Linked DNA regions of Homo sapiens: region 1 is linked to region 2. A link is an interaction called in ENCODE POLR2A ChIA-PET data of the cell type or tissue named here. Cell type or tissue: PC-9. All regions are shown on one strand. Links, peaks and the distances in the headings refer to the core of each region. The heading gives the core; the rest is flanking DNA.

What was found. ChIA-PET counts read pairs that join two places held together with the same protein. Peaks named below come from ENCODE experiments on the same cell type or tissue, not always from the same donor. Only the 100,000 strongest peaks of a DNase experiment are listed, where the experiment ranks them.
Region 1: POLR2A ChIA-PET joins it to region 2 with 18 read pairs; 2 of 35 experiments call an interaction of 5 or more read pairs at or near these places.

What each region holds. Positions count from the first base shown.
Region 1 is chr7:46,966,931-46,979,230 of GRCh38, reverse strand. LOC105375267 (a long non-coding RNA gene) reads right to left here and starts at 9,569. Exons shown (of 3, transcript XR_927248.3): 1 at 9,318-9,569; 2 at 6,846-6,954; 3 at 5,774-6,678. In PC-9, for the core only: no CTCF peak of the experiment used is centred there; DNase peaks (open chromatin) are centred at 6,800 and 9,740; H3K27ac peaks cover 2,465 bases.
Region 2 is chr7:46,903,093-46,915,392 of GRCh38, reverse strand. All of the region lies in intron 1 of LOC124901626 (a long non-coding RNA gene), which reads left to right. Among named protein-coding and RNA genes, the nearest start is that of SNORD151, 560 kb to the left of the region's middle. In PC-9, for the core only: no CTCF peak of the experiment used is centred there; a DNase peak (open chromatin) is centred at 6,402.

The sequences.
Region 1 (12,300 bases), core at 2,729-10,728, 63 kb before region 2:
AACAATACAGAAAATCATGGTACCTACTAAGTATCTGGGGGAAGGGAGAGATCACATAATGGTCTATATTCAAGAACACTGTCTTTAGTTTGATAACAGTTCAGTCCCTTATTTCCATTTGGTCAACATATGATTTCTATGTTACAGTATGATCAAACATTGCATCAAAGTATAAAAGTATAGTTTTCAAAAGTTAAAAAAGTTTTAGAGTGAGAAGAGTGAAAGGTGTCAAGATTCCATTCAAATAATAAATAAGAGAGTCACTAATTGAAAAAAAAAGATTTAATGAGCATTTTCAAGAACTGAATATTTATCACTTTGGAAAAAATTAGAGTAAGATTGATAGGTTAGATACAAACTTATTGATTTCCCACAAGATAGAAAAACCTTTAATGTTAAATTACATTCTTTGAGACCAGGAGTTCGAGACCAGCCTGGGCAGCATTGTGAAACCCCGTCTCTACAAAAATATAAGAATTAGCTCGGTGTGGTGGTGCATGCCTGTAGACCCAGCTGCTTGGGAGGCTGAGGTAGCAGGACCACTTGAGCCCAGGAGGTCAAGGCTACAGTGAACCAAGATTGTGCCACTACACTCCAGCCTTGGCAACAGAGTGAGACCCTGACTCAAAAAAAGAAATTATATTCTGTTCTAGGCAGAAATCTACAAATTGACTAGCTTTACAGTGTCTGAGTTCCAATCAAACAGGAAATAGCAAAGTTATGGCCAGCTACCATTTTCTGATCTCCAAGTTTTGGATGCTGCTTTCAAAGTCAAATCCTAAAACTATCTAATGATCTATTTAATAATTTTGAGTATAATTACAGGGCCTGAATATAATTAAATGAATGTTTATTTATGCAGCAAACATGCCACTAAAAAGACTGAAGTGATATGTCAAGTGTTTTAAATGTTGAAAATACTCACTTTTTATTATAAAACTGTTTCATATTTTTTAGGTCTTTAGACTAAGGCTAATATATATACGCATATATTTTAAAATTTGCCTTGAATAACCTTGACGATTTAAAGCAAAATATGTTTCCGATGGAAAAGTACCGTGATTTTCCATATATATAGAATTAAAAGCAATAATAGTAATGTGATTCTTTCATTCTTGTCTCTGCAACTGAATATCTTAAACTGAAGCATATGAGCTACTCATTAAGGGTGTGCCGATGGATTTCTGAGTGTTTATCTATTCATGTGCAGTTGCAGTTATTTTCACATACATGTATAAAATTTAAATAAAAGATATAATTTAAATAAAAATATAAAATATTTTAAAAATAAGTGTTATTTTCAGAATAAAACTCAGAGATGAACAAAAATCTTAAAATTGTTGAAGGAGTAAAAGGATTGAGGTAACTCTTAAAATAACTGTTAGCTGTTTTTATCTAAGTCAATATAGCTCAAATCTCCTCAGCTGTAATTCCTTGTGAAGAAAAGAAAGAAATAAAGAAATATATAAAAAAGAAAGGAAGGAAGGAAGAAAAGAGAGAAAGAAAAAGAGAAAAAGGAAGAAAGGAAGAAAGAAAAGGAAAGAAAAGGAAAATAAAGAAAAAAGAAAGAAAAGAAAAAAAGAAACAACAGCATCCTTTTCTTCATGGGTACTTTAGAATAAACTGAGCTTTGAAAACTTATCTTGTTATCTCAGAGTTAAGGAAAACATGAGTCTGTTAATGGAAGAGAAAATAAAGGATTTTAAAAGTAGGAGGAAGACAGAAACAGTTTTTGGATGTGTATCATTTGCCATTGAGTCCAGCTGATGAAGATCCACATATAATGGCTGCAAAGTTTGGTCTTGGTAGTTTGACACCCTGTCATGGTACCTACGATGAACATAAATTTTCTCTTCATTTCACATGTTAGAATTTCTGAACTAAAATAACTTGAGTACTATACTTGATAGCTTCTGGCCACATCAAAGTTTATTTGCCATTGATATTCCAAATTTGCATTCAGTATTTCCACACATTTGGTGTGAACTGCCTGGATCAGACTGGGATCATAGGCCCCTCATTTCCCACCAGGCTGTGACTGGTGGTCTTGAGCTGGTCAGCCAAGCACTGGAGACCGTGAGCTCGTCCCTGACACTGGGCACACACCTCCCACCCCTTTCTCGGTGTGCTGGGCTAGCTGAGATGTTTGTCTTGTTTATTCTACCAGGTGTCTTTATATTAGCTTGCTGCTTTTTGAGGATGACTTCCAAATGACAATTTAACTGTTTTCCACAGAATAAAGTATCTGTGAAATGGTTTTCATGTTAAAACCTGCTGTCTGTTGAAAAGTAGATTTAACCCAGGCTCTACACTATGCAGGAAACCAGAGAATGGAGCTCAGGTCAATCTATTTCCAGACACCACTAGAGGATGCAGAGAAGGGAAAAAGACCTCAGCCCCTAACCCCATTTCCATGTTATTGCACTTAATAAATCAGGGTGATCTTAATAAGTAAATGACTGGACTAAATACAATGTTGTACTTTTACAACTGATTCTTTAGAGCCAAGATGTTCAATACAGTAATCACTGACCACATGTGCCTATTTAAATTGAGTTAATTTAAAGTAAATCAAACTAAAGTCCAGTTTCTCAGTTACTCTAACCCCATTCCAGTGCTCAATAGCCCCAGGTGGCCAGGATTAGGCAAGGCGGGGATGGAGCCTTTTCATTATTCTGGAAAGTTATCTTAGTATTCTCTAGAGTTGTTTAGGTGTAAGAAGATCCACTGGGTTAAAGAATCATGCAGTTGCAGCCATAAAAATGAATGAAATCATGTCCTTTGCAGGGACATGGATGAAGCTGGAAACCATCATCCTCAGCAACCTAACAAAGGAATAGAAAACCAAACACCGCATGTTCTCACTCATAAGTGGGAGTTGAACAATGAGAACACATGGACACAGGGAGGGGAACATCACACACCAGGGCCTGTCGGGGGGCGGGGGGCAAGGGGAGGGAGAGAGCATTAGGACAAATACCACCTAATGCATGCGGGGCTTAAAACCTAGATGATGGGTTGATGGGTGCAGCAAACCACCATGGAACATGTATACCTATGTAACAAACCTGCACGTTCTGCACCTGTATCCTGGAACTTAAAGTAAAATAAATAAATAAATAAATAAATAAAAATAAACAAAGTTGAAAGATGGGGCAAAAAAAAAAAGAATCATGCAGTTGGTAATTAAAAATACATATTTTACGTACAGACCTATTCTAACATGTTTTACTTACAACTTAATTTGCTTTCTCAATTGAGCTCCTTAGAAAATCTCCCAAATAGAAATTTGCACAGACAATATTTTCTGAATCTGCTCCTGACATTGTAATATCAGTGGAGACTGAAATTAGTCAAGTTTAATCTGAGAGTTAATCTGTATGTGATTTACTAAGTGAAAATCAAAATTGAACAGACTGGGAACACTGTGAAGGCTTCATCAGGGTATTTTGGAATCTCTTTGTTCTAGAGGAGACATGACCTGTGCCCGATTTTTCTCCTACCTGGCCTGTTTTTGATGGCCAGTGGCCATATACATATTGTCACGTAGGACCATGACTTGGGACAACAGCCAAGCTGCCTCAAATAATTACCATGCTTGGATTAAGTTCATCTTGTAGATCCAATATCTGAGTTTTAGCATAAAGACAATAAGTGGAGAACCCCACCAGCTGTTGAGCAAACTCCAATTAAAAAACTTCCTATGAGTTTGTAGACAATCTTTACTATTTGGCATTAGAATCTCTACTATAAAGAATTAGAATTTTATTGAAAGAAAGGAGTTCATTAGTTATTTGAATTTTTAGTTTCAGTAACAAGTGAAAGACACCCTGTTGAATTTGGTTGTTGCAGAACACTGAAAAAATATGACTTTTGATTTTAACGAATATTAGACATGATATAACTCTTTCTTTAATGCGCAAGAGGTCACTATCTTGAAGACCAAGTCTTATTGCCAGCTGAGCATTCACTTTGCAAATTAACGTTTAAATGTCTCTTTCTTTTGTACAAAATCTTGGGAAAAGCTTACAATATCTAAAAGATGTTAGACACCAATGTCTAAAAGAAAACGTTTTGGTGAAGACTGCAGAAACAAAAATTTGTATTAGTGTATTAGTGTGTTGGCCTCAATATCAGTGCTAGGCCATATCAAGGAAGTTATTTCTGTTATGCAACTTGTGTTTGTATACACATCTACACATATACATATCTATATTTTTTCTTATTGTTATGTGGTATGTTCTCTTGGGAGCAGGGCATTTCTACCAAAAGGAAAGTTCACTTATGTATTTTGAATTTACTTTTTTTGTTTTTAGACAGAATCTTGCTCTGTTGCCCAGGCTGGAGCACAGCGGTGCAATCTCGGCTCACTGCAACCTCCGCCTCCTGGGTTCCAGTGATTCTTGTGCCTCAGCCTCCCGAGTAGCTGGGACTACAGGTGCACACCACCAAGCCTGCGTAATTTTTGTATTTTTAGTAGAGATGGGTTGCACCGTGTTGCCCAGGCTGGTTTTGAACTCCTGGCCTCAAGCGATCCACCCATCTAGGCCTCCCAAGTGCTGGAATTACAGGCGTGAGCCAACGTGCCAGGCCAGAATTTATATCTTTGCTTGTGTAAATCATGTAAATGGTTTCTAACCCTTGCTTGGTCTCTACCTTTTTAGGCAATGATGAAAGCTTCCCAGAACCATGTCATATCCCAGAAAACCTTAAATACACTTTCAGGAGACTCTTGAATCTTATGGAGACATGTTAGTGAGTCTATGGGCCCCAGGACAAGAAGTCCTTAAACCTAAACACTCAACACACTTTTTTTTTTTTTAAAAGGCTTGTGCTTTTCTGACATTTAATAAACCTAAATTCAACATGATGGTGGCGAAGTCATAAAATACTTTGCCACCATGCTAAGTGTTCTTAAAATAAGACACATTCTTCTAATGTCACATTGAGAAATAGAGAACTAACATCATCATATATTGGCTACTGCATAGTAAATAACAAAATGTTGTAGAGCGTTAAATAAAAATCATCACAGTAAAAATATGCTTCTGTGCTTTTTTTGCCTTGTCCTGAAACAAAATTATTAATTAGTAAAAATTTGAGTTTTTAAAATCTATCTGGCTTTTCAAATTTTAACATTAATATAATGTAATATAAATTGATGTATTTTATATTACATTGTGAGTTAAACATTTCTAAGTATTTGGCCATGTTATGAAATAGTAAATAGTAATATAGCATGTATAAAATGAAATAGTCACATTTTCTCTTTTGAAAATTTCAAATTTTCATAACCTTTTTGTTCAAGTAGGTTTTGTACTTAAAATATATATATATTTAAGTACAAATATATATATATATTTAGGTACAAATATAAGTGTTTTTGGTAAAGTCAGGATTTCACCATGTTAGCCAGGCCAGTCTAGAACGTCTGGCCTCAAGTGATCCACCCACCTCGGCCTCCCAAATTGCTGGGATTACAGGTGTGAGCTATTGCACCAGGCCAGAATATTTAGATTAAAAAAATTTTTTTAGTACTTAAGTTTTCTTGAATATCATAAAGAACTTTGTTATAATTTTTAGAGTATTCATGGAATGATACCTTCTAGTATTATTTGCCATATATAAATATTAAATTATTTCACAAACAGTTTGAGTTAATTAATAACTTCTTATGTTTTTTAGAGTATATTCTTCAGAACACCAGTTCCTTAAAATGCTCCAAGTAAAACAGGTTCCACAATCTAAATAAGTTGAGAAATTCTGTACACTATTTCTCTTTTCAAGATTTATTGTGTACTTTCATAAATTGGGGGCTCTGAAGAGTCTTAAGGAAGCAAACCTGTTAAATCTATTACAGTGTTTTCCAAATTGTTTGCACAATGAAACACATAATAATAGCAAAATAACTATTTAGAAATAGCATGCTCGAAACTTATTCTAAAGGGCATAGACTTATAAGTTGAATTCCTTTTTGCCGTTTTCTTTGTAATTCAGGTTGTTTGTGTGGATTTTTGAAAATAGCACTGAAGTAGGTGTCACCAAAACTGAATTACATTATGTTCTGCTGCCAAGAGGCAGTTTGATTTGAAGTTATCCAATCCCTATGAGTCTCAATGCACTCACTTATACAACAAGTATATTATAAAATACTCTGGAATTCTTTTCTAAATCTCTGTTTTGTTATTCCTTAATGTATATTTTATCCTGCTTTTCAAAGACATGGGCTTTTTCAAATTTCCTGCATCTCAGTTATTATTATAAGGCAGGGAGGGCACAATGTTTATTCAATGTAAATAAAAGGCTCCTAAAAGTATGTGAAAGAAACAGAAATCAGTTTCAGAATTTTTTGTTCTGCTTATTAAAAATAATACCTACATTAGTGTTACAGCTCTTTTAGAATTTGCTTAGTGGTCTTTCTGTTTTTTTTTTTTTTTTTGCTGGAAAGCCTCTAAAAATAAAAAATTGTATATATATATATATATATATATATATATATAAAACCTACATAATCATGGCTTTCAACAAAAGATATAGATTGGTTTTTCTCTTATATGATAAGTAATGTGGAGACAACTCATCCAGGGCTGAATCACAAGGCCAAAGTCTCCACAATTCCATCAGCTTTTCCCTCATGTTGGCATGATGGCTGCTGCAGCTCCAGCCATAATATCCACCCTTCCAACAAGAAGAAAAAAGTGTTAGTGAAAAGCAGGGGATGCCTACAGGAAGAAAGCGATAATTTCTCAATTATCCTGAGCAGTCTTAGTTTTGCTGTCTCATTCAGCATGTAAAGAGTATCTAGCACACTGTAAAAACTCAGAAATATTTGTTGAATGACTCACGCTCATAGGCCAGCTCTTTCTTCCATGAGTATGCTCAGACGTTACCAGGTTCAGAAATGTAGATTTCTTTCTCCTTAATCTAGGCCAGTTGATGAGTGAAATCCTGGTCCTATTGGTAAAGAAGGGAGCATTGTAGTCAATAGCAGTGTCTGCCACAAACTGTAGTTTTTTTCTGAGGACTGTGCTAATACAAACTACTTTTTCAAACAAACCGAAACATCTATGGTGAAAAAGGGCCACAGATACTGACTCAGCCTCTTTGAGCAGTGTAGAAAGTTTTCTTCACCAATGTCCCTTGTTAACTGCCAAATCGCCTTCCTTTTTAAAAGTAATCATAAATGACTGCAGGTAATATTAATATGACTTCAAACACCCTATGAAAGCATAGTGTAAACCTCAGTGTGTAAAAATGTCCCAAACTTAGAACAAGATCTGTGAATGGAAAATATCAAATAGACTTTACTGCATAAGTAGACCAGTAAAATTTCATTATAAAAAGATGACAACAGGTATCCACATTATAATTGAAAATAGTGGTAAAAACAAAAATATCTCATAGTTACAGAAAATGGGATTTGGGAATGAAAGAAAACTCACACTAAAAATCTCTCTAACAAAGGAGTAAGTCATATCCACTGATAGTAGCAGAAAGTGGTCTGAAATGCTACAGGCCTTAACTAATGAATTATATTTTACAATAACTTATGGTCAGCCAAGCATTTTTTACATATGCATCTCATTGCATTTAATCTTCCCAACCACCTACAGAAGAATGGCTGTAATCAGCCCATTTTGCACATGGTAGAAACTGAGGAAATGGGACAACTTGTCTGAAGTCAAGTGTGTTCAAACAACTCTCTGTGATTCCAAAATAGATACAGAATAATACTGATAAAAAGGCTGTAGTCTTTTTCAGTTCAACTTAATACTAAAATGATGTTCATTTGCTCCCATCATTGGACAGTTCCTCCAAAATATTTTTTCTTTCCTTCAAACTTACCTAGAATTTCCCTGGCTCCACTTTTTTGGCTAAGCATTGGTTTTGGCTTGGGTCACAAGGTATAACCATACTCAGACTGTCCACATGGAGAACCTGGTTTGGATGGCTCTGCCAGTCGTGCCTCTCCTGGGTTTGAACATAACAAGAAGGAGTGGACCCAGGATATCACACAGTTACCCAGTTTTAAATCTGTGTCCTCTTTACTACATCCTTCTCTTGCCCCAGTGTAATATTTCAGCAATCTTGTTCAGGCTATTTGTTAACAGGATTAATGTAGACAGTGATTCCTAGGACATGCTATCTAAAATATTATGCAAATGTTTCCAATTCTGAATTCATAGCATAAATAAAAAATTATCCAATTAATTTAATTTATGCCTCCAAAATTTATTAGAAATCTATTTTACTGCAGGCACCTGGTCAACTTCTGACATCCCAAAGATGAATAACACCCATCCCTTCCCTTGAGGAATTTTATATTCCATCCATATAAAAATTGCACTGTTTCTGGTTGATGGTTTCTGGTATTTTTCTGGAAGTTATTATTAATATTTCCTCTTTTCCTCTTGCTGAGAATTTTTATTTCTTAGTTTGCTGATAAATATGTATTGCTTGTCTGAATATTTGCGGCCACTAAATTCCTTCAGTAGACCCTGGAAAACACTGAGCAAATAATACACAGCAGGAAAACCACAAAGTGGGCAGTGCATGGGGCATTCCCCAGAGTAGAGCCTCTTGAATTATTCAGAAGAGCAATTTCTTGTGAGTGCTATTGGAGAGATGTAGTAGAGTTACCATATTAAAGTCTATATTCCTAATTTTGTAGATTAAAATTTGACACAAGAATAAGTAAAGTTTGAAGTGAAACCTCACAAAATACAATTCACTGTGAAACATTAAGCAGAATTGCCTAGAAGTGTTCAATTAGACTAAATTTAGTTGATTCGATAATTAGACAGCTAGAAGGAGGAGCTGTTTGAGCAGGATTGGGTGTCTTACTTGGAGGGCTGCAATAAAGCTCAGCTTCCCTGGAAGTAAGCTTTTTTCCTTCTTGTGATAGCGAGGTAGGGCGTGGGAGTTAACTCCAGATGGGCCCTGGACACGAGACCAAATTGAGGACTAGATAAAACAAGGCTGGGGCAGAAGCACCTTTCCATAAGACATGCGCACGAGTGTGCCATGTCACTTTACCATTACCACAGCAACACCCAGAAGTTACCACCCTTTCCCTAGAAATTTCTACATAAATCATCCCTTAATTTGCATGTAATTAAAAGTGGGTATAAATATGACTGCTGTACTCTCTGTGAGCTGCTATTCTGGGCACCCTGCCTAGCGGGTAGCCCTGCTTTGTAAAGAGCAGTACCGCTGCTGCTCCTGTACACTGCCGCTTCAATAAAAGTTTCTGTTTAACACCACTCACTAGCCCTTGAATTGTTTCCTGGGGGAAGTCAAGAACTTTGGGGTCTTACCGGTCCTGCATCATCAGGGGAACTGTAATTTCCCGTGAATCCCAAAGTTCTCAGGGTTGGGCCGTTGTTTTTTTCCAGATGAGTCCTGTGGCTAGCTGGCACCCCAAATGCAGATTGCATGGCACCAAGCAGAGCCTTAATATCACTATTGTCAAAACTGTCTAGTCGAGCTTGCACTATAGAAAGGGAGACTGTGAGGAGGTCAAGTAGATGTTTCTTTCATTCAGGAAGCATTGCCAGTCACCGAAGAGTGAGTTAGTTTCTCTACCAGGAAGCTGTTATATTTTCTGTTGTTTTATGACTTTAGCACATATCACAGTGTATTTTAATTACGATTTCACTTTTTGGCCTCCTCCCCATTTTGTTAAGTTGCACAAGGGCAGGGCTTGTGGTTAGGTAAGCATTGACTCCCAGATTCCTGGCAGTGTTTGTCATGTGAAAAATGCTCTATTAAGTTTTAATCAATTATAAATGCAATGCACCACGGCATTTAAGGGTGTGGGTTCTGCAATACAACTAACTGCCTCTTGCGTGCTGAGTAACCTTAGGCATGGTTAACCTCTTGGTACATCAGGCCCCTCATCTGCGAAATAAGTACAGTAATAGAAATGATCTCGTGATGTTGTGAGATGAATAAGTTAGTAGGAAGAATGACTTAAAGAAAATACAGTGTGTAGTTCAAGCTAATGTATGAGAGACAGCCTTAAGATGAAAGCAACATACAAATGAGGAAACCAGAGAAAAATGGAGCCACAACCAATAGATCAAGAAGTTGAAGCTTGGACTATCTTGAAACTTCCAATTCTATAAGACATTTCCTTTCCAGCTGTTAAGTCGATTTTCTTTTAATTTTCTATTAAGTTGAAAGAATTCTGACTTAATAGTCACACTTGTTAATATTTTCAATCTCACAGTTAAGAAATTAAAGTTCCTATAATTTAATTAGCATTTCTCTGCTAAATTAGCGAGACTGAAATCTCCACGTTGCTCATTTTTGTTCTGTCTTGGGTAAATTTTTAGAGCTTTAAACCCTTAAGAGCTTAAGCTTCAGTCTACAAGTCTGAAGCTTAGTTTTAAACTATTTATGGTATAACGTGTTGTGCTCTTTTAATGAGACTTTTTCCCTTATTATTGCTTCTGGGGTCTCATTTAAGAATTCTGGCTCTTACTTTATGAAGATATTCTTCAAAGACTTTAAAAGTGTTTTCTCTTGATATTTAGTCTTCTGTAACACACCTGGAACTAATTTTGAGGTATGGTGTTATTGCTGCAAATTTATTGTTTCCATTATGGAAAGCCGATTGTCCCAAGCACTGTTTAATAAAGGAATTCCTCTTTGTGTGATTTGTAATGCCTTTGCTATTGGGCACCAAGAACCCATTATTTCATGGGTCTATTTGTGTGTCATTGATACATTTGTCTATTTCTATACCATCTTCATATTGTCTAATTAATATCATTTATATAATTAACAAATTTAATATAGCATATAAATAAACTTTCATATTCACTAAGTCAAGGCATCTTATTTGTAAATCTTCTCTATATGTTAATTGGCTCTTCCAGTCAATGCATTTCAACCAATGTATTAATTTTTAAATGCAGGTAAAATTCACAGAATTTCACCATTCTAACCATTTTGAAATGTACAGTTTAGTGCTTTTGGCACATGCACAATGTTGTATAATCACCACCATTACCTAATTTTAGAATATTTTCATCACCCCAAAAAGAAACCCTATACCCATTGAGCAATTCCTCCCTATTTCCCTCTCTCCCAGTACATGGAAACCACCAATATGTTTTCTATTTTTATGGATTTGTCTATTCTGAACATCTCGTATAAATGAAATCATATAATATGTGCCATTTTGTGTCTGGGTTCTTTTACTTAGCAAAACATTTTCATGGTTCATTTAGCATGTATCAGTACTTCATTCATTTATGATGTAGCCATTGTATGGCTACACTACATCTTATTTATTCTTTCATCAGTTAACAGACATGGAGATTCCTTCTACTTTTTGACTACTAGGAATGATGTTGCTATAAATGTTCATGTACAGGTTTTTGTTTCAACATTTGTTTTCAATTCTCTTAGAAGTGAATCTGCTTTGTCATATGATAATTCTGTATTTAACTTTTTGAGGAACTACCAAACTGTTGTCCACAGAAACTGTACCATTTTACTTTCCCGCCAGAAACATATGAGTGTTCCAATTTCATCACATTCTTGCCAACATTTATTATTTTATATTTTTTGCAGCCACTCTTGTGGCTGTTAGGCAATATCTGGTTGTGATTTTAATTTGAATCTTACTAATGGCTAGTGAAGATTAGCATCCTTTCAGGAGTTTAATCAGCTATTTGTACATCTTCTTTGGAAACATTTATATTCAAGTCCTTTGCCACTTTAAAATTGAGGTGTTTGTCTTTTTGTTGTTAAGTTGTAACAGTTCTTTTTATATTCTGGGTACTAGACTCTTATAAGATACTTATTTGCCAACATTTTTTTCCATTCTGTGAGTTGCCTTTTCACTTGCCTAATTGTGTCTTTTGATGTATAAATTTTTAGTTTTGATGAAGTTCAATTTATCTTTTTTTTTCTTTACTTGCTTGCATGTTTGCTGTCTTATTTAAGAAACCATTTCCTAACCCAAAGTCACAAAGATTTATACCTATGGGTTTGAGTCCTCAAAATTGTTTTTTCTAGATCATTTGGTTATTTCAGGTCCCTTGAAATTCCATGTGAATTTTAGGAAGAGTTAGTCAATTTCTTCATCAATAAATTGTTGGAATTTTGATAGTAAATAAACTTGGGGAATATTGCCATCTTTCAACCTATGAACATGGATAACTTTCCATTTACTTAGGTTTTACTTATTTTTTCTTTCATCAATGTTTCATAGTCTTCAGTGTAATAGTATTTTAGCTGCTTAAAAATTCATTTTTAAGTATTTTTTAATCTTGATGCTATTTTAAT
Region 2 (12,300 bases), core at 1,925-9,924:
ACCTGTAGTCCCAGCTACTCAGGAGGCTGAGGCAGGAGGGTCACTTGAGCCCAGGAGGTGGAGGTTGCAGTGATCCGAGATCATGCCACTGCACTCCAGCCTGGGTGACAGAGTGAGATCCTGTTTCAAAAACAAAAACAAATTAACAAACAAAAATAGAAAATCCTAGAAATTAGAACAGTGTAACAGAAATAAAGAATGCCTTTGAAGGGTTCTTCAGTAGACTGGATAAGGCCAACAAAAGAATTAATACTCTTGAATATATGTCAATAGGAATTTCCCAAACAGAAATGTAAGCATAAAAAAGAAAGGAAAAACCAAATAGAGTACTCATAAAAAGTAAAATAATTTTTAAAAGTGCAATGCACAATTAATGGGAATATCAGGAGGTATAGAAAGATGGAATGGAATAGAAAAAGTATTTAAAGTAAAAATGGTTGACAATTTTTCAAAATCAATGACATAAACAAAAGCAGAGATAGAAGAAGCTTACAGAACACTAAAAAGAAAAGCAAACAAAAACCCCCTAAATATTGGAAACATCATATTCAAATTACATAAAACAAAGCATTAAACAAATTGAAAGAAGCCAGGGGTAAGGTGGGGGAAACCTTAGCAAGAGAGGAAAAAGGATAAGAATTATAGTGGGCATCTCATCAGACCATGCAGGCCAGACAAAGTAGAGTGAAATATTTAAAGTCAAACAAGAAAACAGAAACAAAAACAAAATTCTGGAATTCTATCTTCACTGCACATGAATCAGTATATTGTTTTTAAAGTTAGTTAACAAACTTATATTAGTTTTAAATGTATATTGCAAACTCTATGACAACAACAACAAAAACCTTTTTAAAAAATCTAACTGATATGTTAAGATACGAGAGAAAATGGAATCATATAAAATTCTCAATGAAAATCAGAGAAGGCAGGGCCAGGCTTGATGGCTCATGTCTGCAATCTCAGCACTTAGGATATTATCACAATTTCAATAATCACCTTAAATGTGAATGATCTAAATACACCAAGTAAAACACAGAGATTTTCAGAGTGAATTAAAAAAAAAAAACACCACAAAATCGAACTGTGCGCTGTCTTCAAGAAATCCATTTTAAATATTTCTCAGGTTAAAAGAAAAGAGATGGCAAAAGATATACTATGCTAATTCTAGCAAAAAGAAAACTGGAATAGATATTTTAATTTTGGACAAAAAGGACCTAAGAAAAAGAAAAATTATCGGGGATATAAAATGGCTTATGTAATGATAAAGGGGTAAATTCCTCAAAAAAGACATAGCAATCCTAAATTCGTACGCACTAGAAAGCTCATGTTAAAACGTGAGGCAGAACCCAAAAAAACAGCAGAGACATAGACAAAATCACTAATACATTAAAATATTGTGACAAAAATAAAAGTACAATTTGTTTTAGTGTGTTGGATGCAGCAAAGTATTGCTTAGAGGGAAACTTATAGCATTATGCTATAGAAGAAGAAACATCTAAAATCAGTAATATAGGCTTCCATCTTAGGAAACTAGGAAAAGAATAGCAAATTAAATCTAAATTAAGGAGAACAAAATAAATAATAAAAATGAGAACAGAAATTCATGAAATGAAAATAAGGAAATAATAGAGATGATCAACAAAATCATAAGTTTATTCTTTGCAAAGATCAATAATATTAATAGATCTCTAGCTAGACTAACTTAACCTAAGAGAGAATACAAAATCACCAACATCAGAAATAAAGTAAGGATCATCATTACTGATCTTATGAAAAAAATAAATAAATAAAATAAAGGAGTGCTTTGAAAAACTGTGCCCACAAATTTGACAAATTAAATAGTCCAATTCTTTGAAAGATACATACTACCAAAACTCACAAAAGAAGAAATAAAATAATCTGAATTGGTTTATACACACAAAATAAATTTAATCAATAATTAATAAACTTCAAAAGAAAAAAAAACAGGCCCAGTTGGCTTTAAGGGCCTGTCTCCAAAATATAGAAAGGACTCTTAAAATTTAGCAATAAGAAAACAAACAAGCTAATTAAAAAGTGAACCAAAGATCTGAACAGACATCTCACTGAAGAAGATACAAGGATTGCAAATGAGCACATGAAAAAATGTTCAACATCAATTGTTACTAGGAAATTGAAATTTAAAACAATAAATGAGATACCATCACACATATATTAGAAGGGTTAAAATTAAACAACAACAAAACAAATGACATACTGATTGCTGGTGAGAATGTGGAATAATACAACTCTCATTCATTGCTGTTGAGAATCCAAAATGATACAGTCAGTTTGGAAGACAGTTTGATTATTTCTTACAAAGCTAACTATATTCTTACCATATAATGCAGCAATTACAACCCTTGATATTTGCTGAGTGGATTTAACGACTTATTTCTACACAAAAATCTGCACACAGATGTTTATAGTAGGTATATTCATAATTGCCCAAACTTGGAAGAAACCAAGATGTCTTTCAATAAGTGAATACATAAATAAACTGTGGTACATCTATACAACGGAATATTATTCAGCAGTAAAAATAAATAAGCTATCAAACCAAAAAGATAAGGATAAATAGTAGATGTGTGTTTAAATGAAAGAAGCCAGTTTGAAAGATTACACAATATGACAACAAATATGTAACATTCTGGAAAATGTAAAACAGTAGCAACAATGAGAAGATCAGTGCTTTCTAGGGGTTCAGGGAGTAAAGAAGGCTAAGTAGGTGAAGCAGAACAGATATTTTAGGATGGAAAACTATCATTTATGATACTGTGATGGTGGATTCTATGAGTCCATTGACCTTTACAGTCAAAATAGTAAAATTCTAAGAGATTGAGGGATTCCAGAATGAAATTCAGAATATGACAAAACAATGTAACTTCATTACAAATGTATTAATCAACCTTATAGAAAGAGGTAATGAAAAAGCTGCCGACTTAATTAACTTTGGAAATGAATAGAGTATGTTAGACTACAGGAAAAGAAATGCAACAAGAACTATACTTTATTGAAAATGTTGATTTCCACAGGAATATGGGTTAACACTCTGATACTGCTATCCGTGTATACTGGAAAGGAACAGTTAAATGAGTGGATAGTGGAAGATGTGAGCCAGATTTCTTACTGTTAAAGTGAGAGTTTATAGATAAACATATGGAGGAGGCTAGAATGATCTTTGTGGTAATTAAGAATTGGAGATAGCAGTATGAACTCATGTTCAGGATATAGTCAAAGACGATACATATAGAAATATTCACAGATATGTGTCTATACACGGGCTAGTATGTACTCATCTATTTTCTTGCTATTTCAACCAAGAAGCCTAGATATAACTGCATCCCAGTGGCAACAAACATGCCTACCTTTTGTTTCTAACATCTTTTTCTAATGTAAGAAAATAGAGGTTCTTGGAGAAGTGGCTGGTGTTAGGACTAAGACAGGAAGTCTGTCTTACAGATTGAGCCTGTGGAATCTATCCTTTAGCACTGGAAAGTGGGGAAGTGCTCAAAGAAAAACAAGCAAGCAAGCAAATGTCCCATAATGGGGTATGTCAATGGGACACAGAAGTTAACTAAAAAAAACTTTCCAGTTGCCAATGCTTGAACAATTTGAGCAACAAAATAAATGAAGCAGTATTGGACCATAAGTTAATGAATAAAATAAATATATATCAGTATTGATATACTGATATAAATAAATAATTGCATAAATAAATGAGTAGAGAGAAGAAATAAATGTCCATCCAGGAAAGTCCCAAGTAATTTATGTATTTACTCTACATTCAATGAGATGGTGCATAACACTCCACTCCTAAGTGTGCCCCGTGCATAATGATTTCCTTTTTAAATCAAAAGGAATGAGCATGAAAAGAGGGGAAAAAGAGAAACTTTGCAGTGGAGAAACATGATAAACACTATGTTAGGAGCTTGGCACAGTGGCTCATGACTGTAATTCCAGTGACTGAGGAGGCTGAGGCAGGAGGATTGCTTGAGCACAGGAGTTTGAAACCAGCCTGGGCAACATAGCGAGACCCTGTCTCTACTAAAACAAACAAACAAAATCCACTACATTAGCCAGGTGACCAAGGTCAACATTAACAGTCATGCATTCTATTGATTGTATGTACCCTTGATGTGATGTGATGCAAATGGCACTTTACCTGCGTGGTCTTCCTCTGACAAGCTCATTACCCCATTCTAATCATGAGAAGAACATCAGACAAATTCCAACAGAGGAGAATTATACAATATAATACCTGACCCCTCGAAACTGTCAAGGTCATCGAAAACAAGGAACCTCTGAGAAGCTGTCATAGCCACAAGGGACCTAAAAACAGACATTGTGCCTAACGTAATAGGTATCCTGGATGGGATCTTGGAAGAGAAAAATAACATCTGGTGAAAACTAAGAAAATCTGAATAAATGGTAGACTTTAGTTCATAAACGTATATCACCATGGATTCATTAATTGTAACAAACATGCCATACAAATGTAAAGTGTTAATAATAGAAAAAATTGAGTATGGAAAATATGAGGACACCGTGTACCATCTTTGCATTTTTCCTTTGCATCTAAAACTGTTCTAAAAAATAGAGTTCATTAAAAAAAGGGGGGCTGAACTTCACAACAATTAGGGTATAGGGAAACCTTGCTGGAAGAGGGACATTTGAGCTACAAAGAGGGTGAGGAAGAATTGACAGTAAAAGAGGAGACAGTGCTTGTCATAAGAAACGGCTGATGCACACATTCAGGTTTGAGAGGAAGAATGGTCCTCGGGGAGCACTGCAAGACAGGTGGCCCACACATCATCCTCAGCCAGTCTTTCTCCAGGAGCAATGGGACAGGAGGCTGAGTGCCATGTAAGCAACATTGAGAATCTAGAACTCTTCAGACAAAGGGAAGTCACTGGAGACTTTCAGGCAGAGGAGTGGCATGATTAGACTTGTGTTTTTGAAAGATTACCCTCAACATTTTTTTGAAAGTGAAGAGCTCAGTTATTTAACTTCCTTTCCTTGCTGCTTTTTTCTTACCCTTGCCATTAGATAACCCTAGGGGCTGACTCTGGAATACCTGCCTTTGGATGGCAATATTGAAGGAAGCCCTTGGTCCCAACCCCAATTCCCTCCTTCATGCTTGGGAGTGTGAAGCTCATCACGCAAAAGCCATAAATGGACCTTATAAGGAGGCGAAGAAACCTCCTTCTCAGATGTTTCTCCCCTGGAGCCATCGCGAGTATCTTAAATATGTTTGCTAATTACCTGGAGCCTTGGAAAATAGGCTTGTGCCTTGCCTCCTTCAGACATAATGTTTCAGTAATTAGTAATCAATTACCTCTCTGCTCCCTAGACAAGCTCGATTCCTTTTTTTCCATGATGTTCTTTCCTCACCCAAGCTGTGCTGACAGGCAATTGAGTCATATCTTTCTCAAGCCCGCCAAAAGCCACACACTGAATAAAGGGGGAGGAAGAGGGGAAAATGAAACGATACACCCCGGATAATAGATAATTAGATAATTATCCCTAGCTGAAAGCACGTTTTGGAATTTGCATTCAAAATGAAGGGAATTGGCAGAAAGAATGCTGATGTCAGGGAATGGGTAATTTTATTTCAGGGAAGTAGCTAGCGGGGAGGATTTAGTCATCCTCTGACTTGCTCCAGCCTCTTCATTTGTCTTCTTCCCTTTAGCTTTTTCGCCTATAATCTAAACTCCCCACCATTGCCAGAGAGAACATTCTAAATGTCATGCCAACATTTCTATGAGAAAAAGAAGGTATGGGGGGTGTCAAGACACTTTCGAGATAAAATCCAGATGTACCATACCTTCTATAACCTATCTCTTCCTTCATTTTCTGCCCCATTTCCCAATCCCTTGTATGGTCTATTTCAGCAATATTGAGCTACGCATTGCTCCCCAGACTCAACTTGGTTTCACAAATCTGTGCTCCCTTCTAAACTCTGTAAAATGCACCACTCTCAACCCTGGTGCTCGGAACACATATCTACGTGTCCTTATGGATTATTCTTTTCTCTTCCCCACATCTTATCTATTGGTATGTTCTGTTGATTTTGTCTTTTCCATTTATCATCAAATTTTCTATGAACACCTTGTCCAGACCACCACCTGACACCCCCATACAGTCTTCTGACTCACAGTCCAGTGCTCTCTCCTGGACAACTGCAACAGCTCCCTGACTAGTCTCCTTTTTTTTGTTTGTTTTTGTTTTTTGTTTTCTGTTTTTTTTTTTTTTTTTTTTTTTGGACCTGTGTTTCTTTACAACCCACTAGGCTTTTAAAGCTGGAAATTGGATCACATTACTCTCTGCCTAACACATTCCAGTGGTTCTCATTGTTCTTACAATAAAATCTTTTATTTATTTATTTTTAACCACATCCTGCATTGCTGACCTCTGCTCTCCTTCGTTCTTTTCCTTACATGCTTCATTTAAGTTATGGCAGAAATTGTGGCACCCTAGGGGTTGGAGGAGCCCTTCTTGAAAACCTCAGATGTCCCCTCCTCATTGCCCAGCTAAGAAAGGTCATATGAATTGCCCTTTACACATTTCAAACAGGGTGCAGCTTTGGAGACCAGGCCTCCTGAGTTACAGTCCATGCTCTTGGGGCTTGACTAAGTTCTTTGCTGTCAGTAAGGGTCCCCTTGGGCCAAGATCTGGCTGCATGGGCCCTGGGTCCCCAACTTTTCCAGCATGATGAGGATCTGGACCAGGAGCTACAAGCTCACATGCTAACAAGGACTAGGCAAGCCATGCAGAATGTAGATATGAGCTTTTTATAAGAAGAGAATAGGGGTCTTGATAGGGGTGATGGGGAGACCTTCTGTCCCTACTAAAGTGGGGAGCCACTATTTAGCATTGTTAGCTTTCACATACATAATCCACTGTTAGTAATTTTTTTTATTTTAAAAGTAATGTTCAGTTTTAATAAACAAACAAACAAAAATTGCCTGGGGGGGCTGTTAGGCCAGTGAGTGGTCTATGGTGTCGACATTCCAGGGGAAACTGCAGGGTAATGATCCAACCCTGGGAGATGAAAAGGTAAAAGGTTCAGGTAAAGGGGGAGGGGCCAAGTGTGGAAATAGGAGAGAATTGTAGGGGAAGACCAACACTGTGGGAAGGGAAGAAAGAGGTGAGGAAAGGAGGAGAGGGAGAGAAGCCAAAGAGTGTGAAGACCCTTGGAGATTCCCTTGTTACTAGTGAGCTAAGATTACATTATTTGCTTGAACATCAAGATGAAGGATAGGCCTCCACATGCCTTCCCCTGCACTCCTCATCTCTTTTTGGTGCGGTCCTCTCAGGCAAGCCCTCCGACCTGCCCCCTGCAGCCCCCGCGCTGACTTTCTCCCCTCTGCACACAGGCACACACTGCCCCTTCTCAAACTCATGGATGCATCACCAGGCAAATAGGAAATGCTACTAAATGCTGTTCTATGAGGGACAATAAATGAGTGGGAAGGTGGAGAGGAAATATTAGGAGACAGAATACAAGAAACAGGATGTCTAAGGTGGGTAAGGAGGAGCTGTGGAAGCAATCATCAACTCGGAAGTCCTGGAAATGAAGTAAATCTGTGAACAAAAGATCCAAACACCTGAAGACCTCTTCCCTTCTCACCTGGTGTTTGGGCCACACTCAAGCCTCCCACGCCTCTGTGCTCTTGGTTTCTCTGTGTGACTGCTGCCCACAGATGACTGGAAAGACATCCATTTCTAATTCTCTGCACTGGAAGTTTGGACCATGGCTCCAAATTGCTCTACCGTACACAATGTAGAAAGCTCTCCTCGGATTTGTAGCAAACTTCCGTAGGACAGGAGCCTGAGTTAAAGCATCAACAGGCAGGGGTAACATGTGAGGAGGAGAAGCTCAACCCCACGGCTGCTCTTCTTCCACTTTTCTATGTATACATTAAAAATTTTACCACCTTTCCCCCTCACCAATATTATGAGGCAGATAGAAAAATTGCTACCACTGTATAGATAAACTAAAATCCAGTTACATGATCTAGATCTAACTTCAAACTTTTTTTTTTTACTCCATAAAAAAGTTACTCATTATTTTTCAGTTACTCCTTCTCCAGTTTCCAGTTACTTATTCTCCTTTCCTCAATCCTACATCTAGGACCACCTGCCCTATAAGTTTGATCAGGATGTCAATGCAGAGTTGAGCAACTCCTCTGCCTAACTCATCTAACCCCTATCAGAGTTCACTTTTTTCTAAGCATGTTCATCACAGGGGAAATATACATTGACCACTTACTATGGGCTGGGAGTACGGCATGTAATAACTGATCTAATTTTCCTGTAATAATATCAATCTGGAAAAGACTTTTTGAGTTAAATAATCACAACTTTTCATACAACAGATCAATAATTGCTGGGTAATATAATAATTTCCATGTTTATCTTTTGGAGAAACTGCCAAACTGTTTTCCACAACTGTTTGCCACTGTGACTGTGACTGCACCATTTTATATTCCTACCAGCAACGTTTGAAGTTTCCAATTTCTCCACATGCTCAGCCAACACATTTTTTTTTTTTTTTTTTTTTTTTTGAGATGGAGTCTTGCTCTGTCACCAGGCTGGAGCGCAGTGGTGCGATCTCGGCTCCCTGCCACCTCCACCTCCTGGGTTCAAGCAATTCTCCTGCCTCAGCCTCCTGAGCTGGGACTACTGTACCCAGCTCAGCCCATGCCCAGCTAATTTTTGTATTTTTAGTAGAGATGAGGTTTTGCCATGTTGGCCAGGCTGGTCTCGAACACTTGACCTCAAGAGATCCGCCTGACTTAGTCTCCCAAAGTGCTGGCAGCATGAGCCACTGTGCCTGACCAACATTTTTTATTTTCATTAAAATAATTGTTATAGTCATCTTACTGGGTATGAAATTGTATCTCATTATGATTTTGATTTGCAATTCCCTAATCACGAATGATGCTGCACATGTTTTTATGAGTTTTTGGCCATTTGTATATCTTCTTTGAAGAAATGGCTATTCAAATCTGTGGCCCATATTTAACTGGGTTTTTGTTTTTTAAAACAAATATTACATTGTAAGAATTCTTTATGTATTCTAGATACTAGACTCTTATCAGCTATATGATTTACAGTTATTTTCCCCCATTCTGTGGATTGTCTTTTCCCTTTATTAATGGTGTTCTTTGAAGTGAAAGTTTTTAGCTTTGAGGAAATCTCTCTCTTTTTCGTTTGCTTGTTGGTGTGTGCATTTTATGTTGTATATAAGAAGCTATTGCCTAATCTAAGGTCACACAGTTTTATACCTGTTTCCTTCTAAGAGTTTAGCTCATATTTAAGTCTTTGATTTATTTTGAGATGATTTTTGCATCTGGTGTGATTTAGGGTTCAATTCATTCTTTTGCATGTCGATACGTCCAGTGTTGTCTCCATTTGTTGATAAGACTATTTTTTTCCTATTGAATTTCCTTGCCATCCTTGTCAAAAATCAGTTTACCATATATGTTTGGGTTTATTCTGTACTCTCAATCTATTTGATTAATCTATATGTCTATCCTTATGCCAGTACCACAGTGTCCTAATTATTTTAGGTTTGGAGTATGTTTCAAAATTGGGAAATCTCAGTTCTCCAACTTTGTTATTTTTTTCAAGACAGTTTTGGATATTCAAGATAACTAGTGTTTCAAAATGAATTTTAGAATTGATTTCTCCATCTCTGCAAAAATCACATTTGGAATTTTGATAGGGATTACATACTGAATCTGTAGATCAAATTGAGGATATTCCAATTTTAATAGTATTATGTCTTTCTGTCCATGAAATTAGTATGCCTCTCCATATTATTAGGTTTTCTTTGGTTTCTTTCAACATGTTTAGCAGTTTGCAGTGTACAAGTCTTACACTTTTTTTGGTTGCATTTAGTCATAACTATTTTATTATTTTGGGTGTTATTTTAAAATGATTTTTTTCTTAATTTTAATTTTAGATTATTTATTGCTAGTATATAGAAATTGGTTTTCATATATTTGTTTATCTTGCAACTTTGCTGAACTTGTTTTCTCTCTCTAATAGATTTTGTGTGTGTGTATGAAGGGGCTATGTGTGGATCCTTTAAGGTTTTCTATAGAAAAGATTATGTCATCTGCAAATAGTGATAATTTTATTTTTTTCAATCTGTGTGTGTGGAATCCTTTTATTTCTTTGTCTTGCCTAATTGCCCATGCTGGAAACTCTAGTACAGCATTGAACAGAAGTGGCAAGAGTAGACATCCTAAGAGATTAGACTTTTAGTCCTGATCTTAGAGGAAAGTTCTCAGTGTTTCACCATTAAGTATGATGTTTTCATGGGTTTTTCACACATGTGCTTCATTAGGTTGAAGAAGTTCACTCCTAATCCTAGTTTGTGAGTGTTGTTATTATGAAAGGTTGTTGGATATTATCAAATGTTCTTTCTGCATCTATTGAGATGATTGTGAGTTTCTTTTTCCCCTTTATCCTGTTAATATAGTGTATACATTGATTACTTTTTGTATGTTGGAACAAACTTGCATTCATGTAATAAAACTCACTTGGTCATGATGTATAATCCTTTTAATATGTTGCTAGATTTTGAATTGGTTTGCTAGTATTTTGTTCAGGTTTATTTTATTTATTTATTTATTTATTTATTTATTTATTTATTTATTTATTCTGGAGATGGAGTCTTGCTCTGTCACCAGGCTGGAGTGCAGTGGTGCAATCTCAGCTCACTGCAACCTCCACCTCTGGGTTCAAGCAATTCTCCTGCCTCAGCCTCCTGAGCAGCTGGGACTACAGGTGCATGCTGCCATGCTCAGCTAATTTTTTGTATTTTAGTAGAGACGGGGATTCACCATGTTGCCCGGGCTGGTCTCGAACTCCTGAGGTCAGGCAATCCGCCCCCCTCAGCCTCCCAAAATGCTAGGATTGCAGGCGTGAGCCACTGCACCTGGCTCAGGTTTCTTTTTTAAAGTTTTGTTTAAACAGTTAATTATTTATGATATTTAAATAAGAACATATTATATATTTACCTTTCATTATTTGGAATCTACATGTAGATTCTCACCTGTTATTATTTTTCATGCCTACAGATCTTCTTTTAGTATTTCTTGTAGTTTGGGATGGCTAGGGATGATTTTTTTTTTTCAGCTTTTGTATATCTGAGAAAGACTTTATTTTACATTTGCTTTTAAAAGTTATTTTTGTTGGCCAAATAATTTTAGATTGACAGTGCTTTTCTTTCAATATTTTACATATATCACTTCACTGTCTTCTTGCATTTTTTTCTGATGATAAATCTGCTCTCATTTTATCTTTGTTCTTCCGTATATAATGTGGGATTTTTTTCTTTGCCTTTAGGAGTTTTGTATTCTCATTCTAAGCAATTCGTTTAAAACATTCTTGATGTGATTTATTTATATTTCTTTTGCTTGAGGTTCATTGATCTTTTTGAATAAGTGAGCTTACAGTTTTCATCAAATTTGGAAATTTTGGCCATTATTAATTCAAATAATTTTTCTGTCCCTTCTTTCTTGAAGATTCCAGATACACACATATTAGGTCATTTTGAAGTTGATCCACGGCTTGTTGATGGTCTATTTATTTATTTCTGAAATTATTTTTTTCTTTGTTGCATTTTAAGTATTTTCTCTTGCTATGTTGTCAAGTTCACAAATCTTTTTTCCTACAATATCTCATATGCCATTAATTCCATCATTGTATTTTACTTCATAGACATGTTAATTTTTATCTTTAGCAGTTTGATTTTTAAAATATTTTCCATTCTTCTACTTGTTTAATGGTTTTTCTAGTTTGCCCAGAGACTGCAGTTACAACTGTTTTGATGTCCTTGTCTGATCACTCTAACATCTGTGATAGTTCTGAACTGGCTTAAATTGATTAGTTTTTCTTCTCAAAATGGCTTAAATACTCATGTATATTTCCTCTCTCCTTCCTGGAAACACTTGATTGAATGTCGGGCATTGAGAATTTTACCTTTCTGGTGCTGAACGTTTTTGTATTTTCTTAAATATTATTGAGCTTTGTTCTGGAATTCCTTAGGTTACTTGGAAACACTTTGAAGCTTTTGGGACTTATCTTTAATGTTCGTTAGGCAGGTGATCAAGTTTGGATATTTGCCCTGCCCAAATCTCATGTGGAAATGTAATCCCTAGTGTTGGAGGTGAGGCCTGGAGGAGGTGTTTGGGTCATGGGGGCAGCTCCTTCATGGCTTAGTGCTGTACTTGTGATAGTGAGTTCTTGTGAGATCTGGTTGTT